Linked DNA regions of Homo sapiens: region 2 is linked to region 1. Evidence: chromatin contacts called from ENCODE Hi-C or POLR2A ChIA-PET data. All regions are on one chromosome and are shown on one strand. Each heading gives the region's core, a stretch centred on a gene start or an enhancer-like site at or near the end of the contact. The rest is flanking DNA. Distances are from core to core; before and after follow the strand shown. Region 1 holds the start of LRATD1 (LRAT domain containing 1). Region 2 has its middle 74 kb from the start of LRATD1.

The links. A loop is a pair of places that touch in the nucleus more often than their neighbours do. ChIA-PET counts read pairs that join two places held with the same protein, here RNA polymerase II (POLR2A). Pooled maps may share reads with other maps.
Region 2: a map of colonic mucosa shows a loop between it and region 1 (4-fold over the local background). The contact joins the enhancer-like site here to the promoter of LRATD1 in region 1. A Hi-C loop is called at or near these places in 2 of 168 maps with a recorded cell type or tissue (colonic mucosa and mucosa of descending colon) and 1 of 50 pooled maps. POLR2A ChIA-PET finds 5 or more read pairs at or near these places in 3 of 52 experiments (H1, OCI-LY7 and PC-9).

Annotation. Positions count from the first base shown.
Region 1 is chr2:14,628,344-14,635,205 of GRCh38, forward strand. LRATD1 (LRAT domain containing 1) reads left to right here and starts at 4,374. Exons shown (of 2, transcript NM_145175.4): 1 at 4,374-4,594; 2 at 5,601-6,862. The coding sequence starts at 5,637. The coding sequence ends at 6,515.
Region 2 is chr2:14,555,530-14,562,391 of GRCh38, forward strand. No RefSeq gene overlaps it. Among named protein-coding and RNA genes, the nearest start is that of LRATD1, 74 kb to the right of the region's middle. Within about 2 kb of position 2,567, at least 2 of the 41 ENCODE cell types and tissues checked have a DNase peak (open chromatin) inside an H3K27ac peak, as active enhancers do.

The DNA of each region.
Region 1 (6,862 bases), core at 3,124-5,623:
AGAGGAAATTGATAGCCAGAGTGTCAATGCATGCATGCGGGTTAAGGGAAGCAGGATACCAGCTGCAAGAAGTTTACTGGGAGGGGTTTCCCACGCCATTGTTGTGGTCTACAAAAGTAGAAAGCAGGTAAGATGTTCAGAGAGCTGGGTAAGTTAGTCACATGGAAGCTGTGAAAATTTCTAGAACAAATAGTAGGGAGATATGGGGTAGTACCTAGAGGGGAGAGAAGTGTTCATTAGTGATTTCTTTACATTCTAGGTGATGTGAACCTGCTGAAATGCTGCAGGGATTTCAGGCAAGTTAGCCTTGGCAGTGAGAACAGATACAAAGAGAGAAGGAGGTAGGAGGTGTGTGTGGGGACGGGGGAAGTGGGGGAGATTTTTATTGTTCTGAGATAGGTCTAAAATGAAGGACAGTATATCAGTCAGTACAGGCTAACTGCTATAATAAATAACCACACAATTTTGGAGTGGCTTAACCCAAGAAGATTTATTTCTTCACAGTCCAATGCAGTTTTCTTGGGAGGGGAAATTATCAGCTCTACACAGTCATTCAGGAGCTCCGGCCTTCTTCCATCTAGTGGCTCCTCCATCTCTTAGATCCTAGGAGTCCTACCATGAATCCTCTACAAATGGCCAAATTGGCAAAAGAAAGCTCTGGAAGATTGTGTTAATAATAGTTTCAGTTTCAGGAGCTTTCAGGAGCGGCACCTGGGAGTGGCTTATTCTACTTCCACCCACATTCCATTTGCCAGAACTCAGTCACAGGGCATGGGGCAAATGACTGCAGGCATGCTGGGACTTGTCATTTAGCTGGGTGCCCAGAAGGAAGGGAAATGGGATTGGTGAAGCCATATAACCATCTCTAATCCAGATGGACACAGAGTATTCTTTAGCTCAGACCAGGGTGAGTATGTTAACTGCCTAAGGCAGTGAAGGACAGGAGATGGAACAGTTCATTTCATTAAAGGATAAAGTGGGGCATATAATTTTCCTGAACCCTTACTCCAAGCTCCAAGGCCAATTTTAAAGGATGACAGTTTGAGCCAAGGACCTGTTCAGTAAAATTTGGAGTAAAGCTTTTCAAATAGTGCCAAAGAAGCAACCAAAAACAAAAAAAAAAAAAGAGAGAGAGAGGATACATCAGATGGCACCAGCAGAAAAGATCACATACATTTGATTGACTCCTAATCACTCCCCTGTAACTTTTTTCCCCACACAAATTCCTCACACCGGAAATGTTCATTTAAAACAATTAAAAATCCTTCAGGGAACCCCCACCCCACTCCCTGCTACCACATGATCAGCCCAGGGGCTCACATGCTGAAATCTATAGAGAGCTTTAGGTCTCAGAGTATTTGAAGGATAGGCAGGGATCTCACCACCTTAACACAGAAGCAGTCCTACACCCCAATCAGGGAAAGCCTTGGACACTATCTATTGCTACCTTTAGCCTGGGGCAAAGGAGAAAGAGAACTGCACAGCTGTCCTAAACAAGTAGGGTATGAGACCTCTCTCTTCCACCAAGAATAATAATAAGATAGCCTTGATTGAAAACTCACTGTGCGTCAGACACTATGCTTACATGTATGAACTCACAACAATTCAGTGAGGTAACCACTATTATTATCTCTTTTTTACAGATAAGGAAGTTTCCTGATGCCCACAAAGTTTAAATAACGGACTCGAGGTTACCCAGCAATAAATGTTGAAAAAGAGTTTAAATTAGTTGGCTTTCAGAGTTTGTGTTTTGGACAACTATATTCTACTTTGGACAGCACTGTATTTTCTCATTGTAAAAGCAGGCAGGATGGAGTAAAAAATAAAAGTCAAAACAATTTGAAAACAATATTTTGTGATGAACATAAAACATTTTCTACAATCAGCATCCTTCATTTGATTGTCTTACTTTATTATCTGGTAAGTGCCAAAAGAAGACAAAGTGTAGATGTATTTTCCTTAGTTTACTTTTAGCTCCCTTTATTTCAAGCCTCACAGTCAATGTGTTCCCTGCCTTATGTTTCAAGGGGGCTCCAGGGTATTTTTTCTCCCATGTGATTACAAAAGCAGTTAGCCGTTTAGCCTAGCAGGGGGAATGAGAGGAAACGGAGAGGCCAAAAATTTTAAACTTTAGGCACTATATCTCCAATAACTGACAACATTTTATCTTAATTATGCTTTATAGTATTGGAATACTAAACAAAGAGGAACGACCTGCTTACTCTGTAGTCTGGAGCAGAATGAAATAGAACACGTAGGGCAGAACACAACAAATGAGTTGTAAATGTCTGTGCACAAGGCTTGATCTTGGGGATGGAGGGAGGATATTTTTTAAGTTATTCAAACGCTGAGTTGCTTTCAAAGAGTTCTTCTCAGACATCAACAATGAACTCTTCAGATACCCTCATCCCAGACAGCCCTGAAGTCCAGTTTATAACAAGACCAATAACTCACTCCTTATCTCTAAAGCTACTTGTTCAATTCTCTTGACTTCAGGGCCAAAATGAGTTGTTTATTACTTATGGCAAGTATAAAAAAGGCCATCTCAACCTGTGGTCAGTTCCACGAATGGCAACTTGTTTTCTGATAACTTGCATGCACATGGACAATAGCCAAATTTCCAAAAAGATTTAGGTACATCAATTGTATACCGATGGTCATTTAAAACCATTTTTTCCAGCAATATTTTAGCATCTAATTTGATAAATCACTGCATTTGGAGGCTGTGGGGGTGTACAGAGACCTTCAGAAAGCAAACATAAACTGGAGGCTTGGCGGTTTGAAGATATTCAAGCAGAAAAGTCTAGCAAAGAAAAAGGGGGTTGTAATATGGATCAGTCTCCATGTAACCTTGAGCCAATCATCTAACTTCTCTGAAACACCAGTTTTCTCATTTTATGAAACAAGATTTTATTCAATAAACACTATAACTTAGTGAAAGACTGGATCTGGTATCCCGTAGGCTTGGATGGATTGCTGGTACTAGTATTGGAGCTTTTGTTTCCCTGTTTGTTACAATTCGGATATTAGTGAGTACCCTACAGAGGAATAATGATTAAATTGTCTACTTAATTTACTCTTAAGTGTCTGACCACGTATAAGTGGTCAATACAGGCTGTTTTCATTTTTACTATTACTGATGGAACACACTGCATGACTAGCATTGGGAAAGAGGCCCAGAATACAAGGTTGTGCAGAATGCAAAGTCTATTCTCAAGGAATTCGCTTTGTAGGGAAGAGGTGGGGGGTTCAAATAGGAAGTATCAAATTCCTCATTGGGAAAGAAAAGAGGCTTCATAGAAAAGCTGCTGGAGCCCAGGCTTAAAGATGAGTAGCATTGGGGCCAGAACCAGATGTCTAAGAACTCTTTGAGGCTTAATGTTAGGAACTTTTGAAACTATTGGTCTGGAATGTTGTATATATGAAGTTCATTTTTTCAGCATCCAATATTCAGAACACATTCATTCATTAACTTTCCATCCAGAAATGTAATCATTAACTACTGCTGGAGCCTCCTTTCCCACAAAACCAAACAAAACTTGCTTAGCAATCCCAATTCTGAGGCTTGGAAAACACTTTTACATCCTACTCTCTGCTTGCATGTATGAACTCACATACATGAGTTGTGAGGTACTCCTCCTATATTCAGAAAATTGGAGGCCAATATCATAGGCACAGCCAGGGAATGCACCGGCCAAAGCTCAGGCTTTTGGGTGGCATTTGACACCAAGCTCCTTTTAAATCGGGCATCAGCTCTGGGTCAGCAGCCTCACTCCAGTCAAAGAAGAGGAGCCAAACGTCGCAGGAGCAATTTCAAAGACGTCTGGGGAACGAAAAGGGTCTTCGATCCAAGGACCAGCCTAGGGGCCATCGGGAACCAAGGCTCTGGGGGATCCCAGCAGGGCCCAGACGCCCGCCTCGGGCAATGTCGCTGCCTGCCCCGGGCCGCTCGCAGTGCCTGGGCCATACTGGGGTGCCCTGGGGTTTCTTCTCCATACCCAGACTCAGCTTCCCCGCTGGAGTCTGTCTTCCTGGAACACGGAACGCGGGCGGGCTGTGTTCTCAGTCACAATCAGCTCGGATGAGCTGGGGGGCGCGGGCGCAAGCGGGCATCGGCACCTGGCAGAAAGCGCCGCGCCCCCCGCGGGTGCGCACACCTCCGCTCCCCGGGGCGGCGCGCGGTCGGGTGTGCGGGGTACGGGGCGGGGCGGAGCGGAGCAGAGCAAAGCGCACAGGAGGCCCGCCTCTGCTCCCCTCCCCCGCCGGCGAAGATTGACACAGCTCGAGCACCCGCCCCAACCAATGAGCGCGTCCTGGGGCGGGCCCTGGGACCGGCTGCTCCGGCTACTTAGAGTCGTCGGCGCGGCGGTGGGAAAGCAGAGCCGAGCCGGGACTGTCCAGTGGGAGCAGGCGCCCCGGCCAGCGCAGACCTGGAGGCGCACGGGCGCCGCACCGCACGATTCGGCTCGGGGTAGAGCGGAGCCGCAGCCCCACGCGCAGCCCAGGACCCACTCGCCACCGCCGCTTCCTCAGCACCCATGGGGACCAGGAGACTTTAAAGGAGTTTGGGGTTTCGGGAGCAGGGAAATCACGGGTAGGGAGAAGCGGCTTTCTTTGCCTTGGAAACGGTTTTTCTTCATCCGATTGTTTGGATCCTGTGCTGGGTAGGAGGGAGAGGGGTCTTTGGGCTAAAAGTGAACCTCTCTACACACACACGCTCCCACCCACACCCACACACATACACTGCACTGGCTTTCTCCATCCTTCCCCTGCCTCTTTGTTAGGTTATTTTAGACAGAGCAGCCTCGCCCTGGCGCAGTCCCATTGGCCCTGATGGGGACAAGGCAAGAGAAGTAAGGGGCAGAGTGCACCTGCCTGTGAGGGCAGGTGTGCCCGGGTGCTTGGGCGTACGTGCAACGGCGAGCGTGCAAGCGTGGAGCTGAAATTGTGTACGAATGTGTGGGGTCTAAGTGTGCCAGTGTGTCGTCGCGAAGGTTTGTCATTGTGGGTGTATGTGACATACACCAGTATACCAGGCTGCCAGTGTCTGGACTCCCAAGTGTCCAAAATGTTGCTGGTGTCAAGTGAATGCCTGAGAATGTGTCTGATTGTCATTGTGCGAGCCGCTGTAAGGGGAGGAAGGCAACCTAGTGCAAAACTGGGAGGTGGGCTGGAGAGGGTGGGGACAGAAATGGGAGCTTGCTCCCAGCTCACTGGCCTTAGGCTCCCTTCTCCCTTTCAGCCCACCCCTCGGTCCTTCCTGGGTGTCCGTCTCCCACACTGCCACAGCCAGCACTCTCCTCCCCACCGGGACCCCGCAAGCTCTCCAGCCAGCCTGGGTGTTTTCTTCTGGGAGTTGGACCGAGTTCCCGGAAGGGGTCGGAGGCTGTGTGGTGGCGTCTGCTCTCGCCTGACCTGTGGCGGCTTCTCCGCCCCTCGTACCCCTGGGGAGGCACGGAGGACTCGGCTGGAAAGGGTGACTCCGGTGAGGGCACGTAAGCTAGCCGGCAGGTCCCAGGGGCACTGCACGTCTTGGGGAGGGACACCGAAAGGGGCAGCCCGGACTCTGACGGTGTCTCTGCCTCTCTGTGCCTCCGCAGATCCCCGCTCCTGGCCCTCGCCTCGCCACCTCATTGATGGGCAACCAACTGGACCGCATCACCCACCTCAACTACAGCGAGTTGCCCACAGGGGACCCGTCGGGGATTGAAAAGGACGAACTGCGGGTCGGGGTTGCCTACTTCTTCTCGGATGATGAGGAAGACCTGGACGAACGCGGGCAGCCCGACAAGTTTGGCGTGAAGGCCCCCCCGGGTTGCACCCCCTGCCCGGAGAGCCCCAGCCGCCACCACCACCACCTGCTGCACCAGCTGGTCCTCAACGAGACTCAGTTTTCCGCCTTTCGGGGCCAGGAATGCATCTTTTCCAAAGTGAGCGGTGGCCCTCAGGGCGCCGACCTAAGCGTCTACGCGGTCACCGCGCTGCCAGCGCTCTGCGAACCCGGCGACCTGCTGGAGCTGCTGTGGCTGCAGCCCGCGCCGGAGCCGCCCGCGCCCGCCCCGCACTGGGCCGTCTACGTGGGCGGCGGGCAGATCATCCACCTGCACCAAGGCGAGATCCGCCAGGACAGCCTGTATGAGGCGGGCGCGGCCAACGTGGGCCGGGTGGTGAATAGCTGGTACCGCTACCGCCCGCTGGTGGCCGAGCTGGTGGTGCAGAACGCCTGCGGCCACCTGGGCCTCAAGAGCGAGGAGATCTGCTGGACGAACTCGGAGAGCTTCGCCGCCTGGTGCCGCTTTGGCAAGCGGGAGTTCAAGGCGGGAGGGGAGGTGCCGGCAGGCACGCAGCCCCCGCAGCAGCAGTACTATCTCAAGGTGCACCTGGGAGAGAACAAGGTCCACACCGCCAGGTTTCACAGCCTGGAAGACCTCATCCGCGAGAAGCGCCGTATCGACGCCAGCGGCCGCCTGCGAGTGCTCCAGGAGCTCGCCGACCTCGTGGACGACAAGGAGTAGCCGCCTAGGGGCTGCCGGCCCCTCTGCCTCCCCCGCACCTCGCTCCCTTCCCTTCCCCGCACCCGGACTTCGCAGTCAGCGGTTCTCAACCTCTGCCCCGCCCCGCCACGCGCGTCCGCCGCCGGTGGCCCGGGCCCGGGCTGCACCCCCGCATCCCCAAGCCAGCGGCAGGAAGTCTCAGGAACTGCCCCAGGGCCGAAAGGGCGCCGCTGCGAGCGCCTGGCTGACAGCCACAGCGGTGGTGACGGTGCTGGGAGACCCCGCGTGCGCTTTCCCCTTGAGATGTAAACCGGGAACGGGGAAGGGGCTGAGGGGAGAAAGGACATGGCCTTCCCCGCGAGTCCATG
Region 2 (6,862 bases), core at 1,317-3,816, 75 kb before region 1:
ACTCATTCCCTTCTAGGCAGCAAGCTGTCAGCATTTATAATATGATTAGAGATTATAACTGTATTTACAAACCTGGGGTGACCTATCCAGGCAGATCAAAGGCAGCCTTTGTAATTTAATGGTATTCCAAAAGGGAAATGGAGTAGCCCCTAATTAAAGAGAGAAAGTCTAAGCACCCAAAGAGAAACGAACAATAATGAAAACTTTGAAGTTGACATTTTTTTATGCCTGATCTCATTGGTCATAAAAGGGTAAATCACCGCTGGTTGCAAGCCTACTGTGTTTCTAGCACCAATGGTGGGTACTTCATATGTGTGGTCTCATGGATGTACAGGAAGGGGAGCAGGTTGATGACAGCTTGTCTGACTTACCAATGATGATCCTGAGAATCAGAGAGAGAAAGTAAAGTAATGTACCTGTTCTTCTCCTGTGTTCATTGCCTGTTAACATACCAGCTACCTACTCTTCTCTATCCTTTCCTTTGTCATTTCTAATTCTAGAACTGAATGATAAAATACCAGTTCTCAAAATCTAAAATCTGAGCTTATGTCTCACAAGTCTGTTTTGTTTCAACATGATGAGAATTAGTCTAAAACTGAGAAGCCACCTAGGAGCAGTTGGACACATTTCACAGGCAAGATTCCAGTGTGGAAATCACAGGAGAATGGCTGTCATGAATTTGGGAAGCTATGTACAATACAGAAGAAGCTGTGTTTCCATTCTAGGAGACCTAGGCCAGACATGTGAGTAGGAAGGAAGGGGATTAGCTACTCAAAATAGACAAAATGAAAAAAATAAGAATTGTGCAATATGTAGTGGCTATCAGAAATAAGATATGGAGTGGGGGATTATGGTACTGGGTTAATTTTAGGAATAAAAGGAATTTCCCTGCATTCCCCCGAAATGCCTCTCATCCCCAGATATAATCACAGGTGCTAGACATTGATTCAATAGGGAGAACACACAGATTGTTAAAAACAAAACCGAGCTTCAGTGGCAGAGACCAATATGTCAGTCTGAAATCTGTCTCTCAACTAGTTGTGTGGGTATCTGTGAAACAAGTAGCCTCATTTAGTCTTGGTTTTACCATCTGTGGCAATATTCCCTGAACTGCCTCTTCCATGAGGTTGCTGGGATGCTACAAAGAGAAAATACACAATCACAAATCACCAAAAGAGAAGCAAAATAAATGAGATTGTTTATTTTTACAAGTAGTTTGTCAAGTTCCTCAAATAAAGTCCAATTTTTAAAAGACTTGAACACGTGATGACGTGGTCACACCCAATAAAACAGGGTCAGGAAAGCTGAGAAGGAACCAAGGCTTGAGAACAATGTTTGTGACCTAAGAATAAAGAATTTAAGTTTTGGAATAAGATAAAGAAAAGCAAAGAAAGGATAGGCCGGCTTGGATAGAGAGTATTGTGTTAGGCTGGGCGCAGTGGCTCAAGCCTGTAATCCCAACACTTTGGGAGGCTGAGGCAGGTGGATCACGAGGTCAGTAGTTTGAGACCACCTGATCAACATGGTGAAATCCCATCTCTACTAAAAAATACAAAAATTAGCCAGGCGTGATGGCATGCACCTGTAATCTGAGCTACTCAGGAGGCTGAGGCAGGAGAATCCTGCTTGAACCCGGGAGGCAGAGGTTGCAGTGAGCTGAGATGGCACCACTGCACTCCAGCCTGGGTGACAGAGAAAGACTCCATCTCAAAAAAAAAAAAAAAAAGAGTATTGTGTTAAACATGACTAAGAGAAAAGAGAGCAAGTGAGGGCCTGTACTTGCTCCTCTGGCAGTTAGTTCTTCACCACTAGAATTGTTAAAGAAAAACTACATGTTTACCTATCAGAAATGTTATAAAGGGAATTCCCACATTGTGGAGATGTTAAGGCATATCACTCTTAAGTTTTCCTCTAGTTTCAAGATTTGATCAAAGGCCACAAAATATGGCAGGATCAATTTCAAAATGCATTATTAGTGACCCAGATAGAAATTTAAGATAAAACTCAAGCTCACATTAAATATATAGATGGATTGGTAATGTCTCTCATAATAATGAGAAATGGTCAATTGTATAGTATGTACTGCCACGCAGGAAAAAAAACAAGATATTCAGTCATTAACCTGTTGTAGGATCTTGGGCAAGCTACTTAACCTTATTGGGTCTTACTCCTAGGTTTACTCTGCTCTTAGGATCATGAAATCCTTCTCTTGGCTTGAGTTTATTTAAGATAGGGAATCCAGTCTCCTCATCTCTTAGCAGAGGGGGTTGGACTTCTTATCATTCTCTCTAAGGATACAATATATCTGACAACCTAAAATCCTATATTTCACAAAGGAGAGTTGTCCAGAAAATAGAACTGTTCCTTTGAAAGAAAATATTTTTCTCTGTGTTGAAGAAAGGTCACCTTACATTTGGGGCAACAAAAAGGTTATCAAATCTTTCTTTGAAAACAACAAGGAATTAGTTATGGAGTAAAAAAACTGAACTAAAAAGATAATCATTTACAGCTTTATTGCCTCATGGCAAAAGCAGTTCATGTTACCTTTAACGTTGTCTTCAAAATTACAAGACTCTAAATTATAGGGCGTGTTGTAACCATAACCACCTACAAATATTACAAGATTACTTTCTTAACCATTGCCCTTCATTCTAAGTTCCCCACCCACATTTACCTCAAAGTCTGACCTCTCTCTTTCATGTTCATTCCTTTCTTTCCAAAATGCCTTTTCATAAAAGTCTGAATCTATAATTTGTATTTTATTAAATCTACCTATATCACTTCTACTTCATCATGAGATGGACACTTTTTTTGATGCAAATCCCCCAAAATATGATTACATCTTTTTACACGGTCTTAGTGGAAATGGCCATTGATAGTCCCAAGTCCTTATTGTCTAGACCTGGAGTGACAACTCCTAGGCTTTCTCTGCTCTTAAGATCATGAAATCCTTCTCTTGGCTTGAGTTTATTTCAGATAGGGAATCCAGTGCAAGGGCAGAGCTCGACAGGACACTGAGTATAGCTAAGCAGGAAGTAAAGATCTATTGCTTAATTTCTTTATGGTGATAAAGGAGAATCAACAGAAGAGAGGGTAAAAAAGGAAGAAAGCTAGCTCTTGTTGAACACTTACTATATTCTAGGCACAGTGTTAAGCACATTAGTCATTGTCCCACTGAATCAGCATAATATCCCAGCAACTACTATGTCTAAACATGGGGTTAGGCACTTGAAGTCTTTATCCTTTGACGACTCATGATGCCCATTTCAATGGAGTGAAAACATGTAAGCCATTCTCTGATACCACACAGCTGATAACTGGCTAAAACAAGACTCACACTCATCTTTCACCCTCATGTCCAATTCTCTTTTCTTTCTATCCTAGCTGCCACCTGGTATGTAAGAGTTTTATGGTTGTAAAGGCAAATAAAATGTTTTATGGTTGCCCAATGGAGGATTTGATAAATTCTCCACCCCAAATTTTCTCTCACAGAGACTGATGATGATATACATGTACAAAGATGGTACAAAAACATTTATAACTCACATCATAGAACTTTCTGGGGGGAGCATGACCAGGCACCCAAGCTGCTGGGGAATCACTCTAGTGAAGGGATGGGCAAGTGGCTTTGGCTGTTATCATGGCTAGGGACTGGGGCCAGGGTGAAGGGCCCTATACCTCAGACCAGGGATTCCATGGTTAGAACTTCCTTCTGGTGCAAATGGAGGGTACACCTAGGCTTTCTAATCAGCTTACTCAGACATGGAGCAAGAGGGAAGGCAGAGAGATAGAGCATGAACACTGTGAGTGGTCACACATAAAAAAATGGAGTCACGGCCGGGTGCGGTGGCTCACACCTGTAATTCCAGCACTTAAGGAGGCGAGGAGGGCAGATCACGAGGCCCGGAGATCGAGACCATCCTGGCTAACATGGTGAAACACTGTCTCTACTAAAAATACAACAAAAATTAGCCAGGCATGGTGGCGGGCACCTGTAGTCCCAGCTACTGGGGAGGCTGAGGCAGGAGAATGGCGTGAACCCGGGAGGCGGAGCTTGTAGTGAGCCAAGATCGTGCCACTGCACTCCAGCCTGGGTGACAGAGAAAGACTCAGTCTCAAAAAAAAAAAAAAAAAGAAAAGAAAGAAAAAAGAAAAAATTGAGTCACATATCTATGCTGTATAATGACCCAGTCAGGGTAGTTAATGTATTCATCACTTCATGCATTGATTACTTTTTTGTGGTGAGAACTTTCAAAAGCCTCTTTTCTAGGTACTTTGTAATGCACAGTATTTGTTAACCATAATACAACATAGATACGTGTTAAAACATGAAATTGTACCTCAAAAATACGTACAATTACAATGTGTCATTTAAATGTGTCCCTGGTCTGTGGCATAGGGCCCTTCACCCTGGCCCCAGTCCCTAGCCATAATAACACCCAGAGCCACTTGCTCGTCCCTTCACTAGGATGATTCCCCAGCACCATGGGTGCCTGGCCATTCCCCCCCCTAGAAAGTTCCATAATGTGAGTTATACATCTTTTCATACCATCTTTGTACATGTGTATCATCATCAGTCTCCATGAGAGGAAATTTAGGGTGGAGAGTTTATTAGAAAGAATAAATAATAAATAAATAATTTTTTAAATAAATAAAGCCTAGCATATTAATTATTACAAAGATTAGATAAACAAGATAAAGTTATCCAGTATAACGACCTTTTGTGTATGTCAAAACATAAAGAACATATTTAAATATTCAAAGAATTAGCTCTAAATGTACACTTCTAATATATGGCCATAACAAAGCTCCTTTAGAATCATATATTTTAAAAATGGAGTTGCCCTCTTTGCTACAATAAATGAGCTGAATAGGTAGAAGGCGATGTGCTCTGAGTCAAGATTTAGAAACGTCACTCAGACAATGACATTTGCCTTAGAACATTCTTTCCCTTATACCCAAGCCCGAGAGAGAGAGTCAGGAAGCTCTGCCTGGTGATAACCTCAAAAGAACAGCACCTGTTTCTTTCTCTGTGCCTAATGAAGGCTACGCAGATGAAAGCACAACACTCAGTTGTAAACAATAATCAACCCCAGTCCATCAGAAGCCAAATTATATGTTTGTGTGGATGGAAAGGGCTGAAAATTCCCACCTGCTAGTGGCTGGGTAAAACATGCTCCAGTCCAGTGTTCATGAGAACATCTCAAGAGCTAGCTTCAAACTAAACACTTCACTAATATTTATTGTGACTACAGTGTATGCCAAGTATTTTAGATGCATTCTTTTCAATCCACCCCCATAACCAGCATGCATGGCAGTTGTTCAAATCAAATGTGTTATAGTATAGTGAAGCTCAGATGGGGCTGCAGCAGTGTACAACTCCAGAGGGAGTTGTTTTCATCGTCATCTATGTGGGTGGCATCTACTGAGGCTGTACGGTGAATGGCCTGTAGAGCTGTGCTGGGGGCCCTGCTCAGAAGTGTGAAGTAACTTGCTCTAGATAACACACCTAGGAAATGGCCGTTCTGTAATTTGAACCCAAGCCTTTAGAATGACAAAGTTCATATGTGAGTTCTTCTGTAAGATATGGGAAACTGATTTTTAAAATGGCTGAAAGGAAGTTAGGGGTGGCAGTGGTAATATATTTTTGTAATTGCTTTTCCTTAAGGTCTGTCTTCAGGGCTTTCAAGAAGAAAATTAGCATTCAGTCTGGGACTCCCAAGGGTGGCAGTTGGCAAGCAGTAAATACAAGCCTATGAATGTTAAGCAGGACATCGACTAGGCATTTCAGTGCAGTATTGGCCTCTTATGTTTGGAATTCCTAAGTTCTGGGTTCAGGAGTTATTTTTGGTGAGGAATCAGGAGGATGATGAGGCTCAGGAAAGAATTAGAAAAGCTCTTGAATACTCACCTGTTTAGGAACACTGATCACACTTGCAGGAAAAGAGAGTTATAAAGAGCATTCTAAAGTTTATTTGGATCAGTAGCCCATAAGAACGTAGACAAAGTCAATCAAACAATGCTAGACTCTGGGGAGCCCCTTCTCTGTGTGTGGAGGCAGTATTACACACAGTTGAGGGTGTGCATTGAGCTGAGTGCTTTGAGGCATAACTTGGAGAGTGAGACCAGGACAAAGCCCCTGAGGAGTTGACAACCTAACGAAGAATATGGCACTGAATACCAGGTCCGGAAGTTAAGAAAAATGGCCCCGAGAAGATGGCATATGCACTGAGCCTTTAGTCATTACTGTGAGTTAAGCTTACAATGGTAAATGAGACTGATTAGGGCCCTGCTTTCAGTGTGCTAAACTTAAGCATATAAATAAACTAAAAAGAAAGAAGCCAATACTGAATACAATTAAGCAACGGGATTAAGCAATGGGATAGTGACTAGGGAGGGATGGCAATCAGATGATGAGCTGAGGGCAGCCCTCACTGAATAAGGGACATTGGAACTAAGACCTGAATGACAAGAAATTGTCAGCAAAGAAAAGATCAGGAGCCTAAAATTTAGGCAGAAGGAGCAGCAAATACTAAGAACCAGGCAGAGAAATGAGCTTGGGTTTTGGAGAAACATAAAGAAATCCACAGTAACTGGTGACACTACATGATGTCAAGGAAGAACCAGCTCAGATAGGGCTGTTTGGGGCCAAATTAGGAGTTTGGATTTTATCTTAAATGCAGCGAGAGTTCCCTGGAAGGTTTTCCACCAGGAAGTGATGTGATCTGATTTGTGTTTTTAAAATATCAATCTGGCTACTGCATAGAAAACGGTATGTGCAGGGTGAGTGAGAGAGGAGACTAGAGTTAATTTAAGGACTACTGGAGTCATTCAGGAGAAAAATGAAGGAGATTAAATAGAG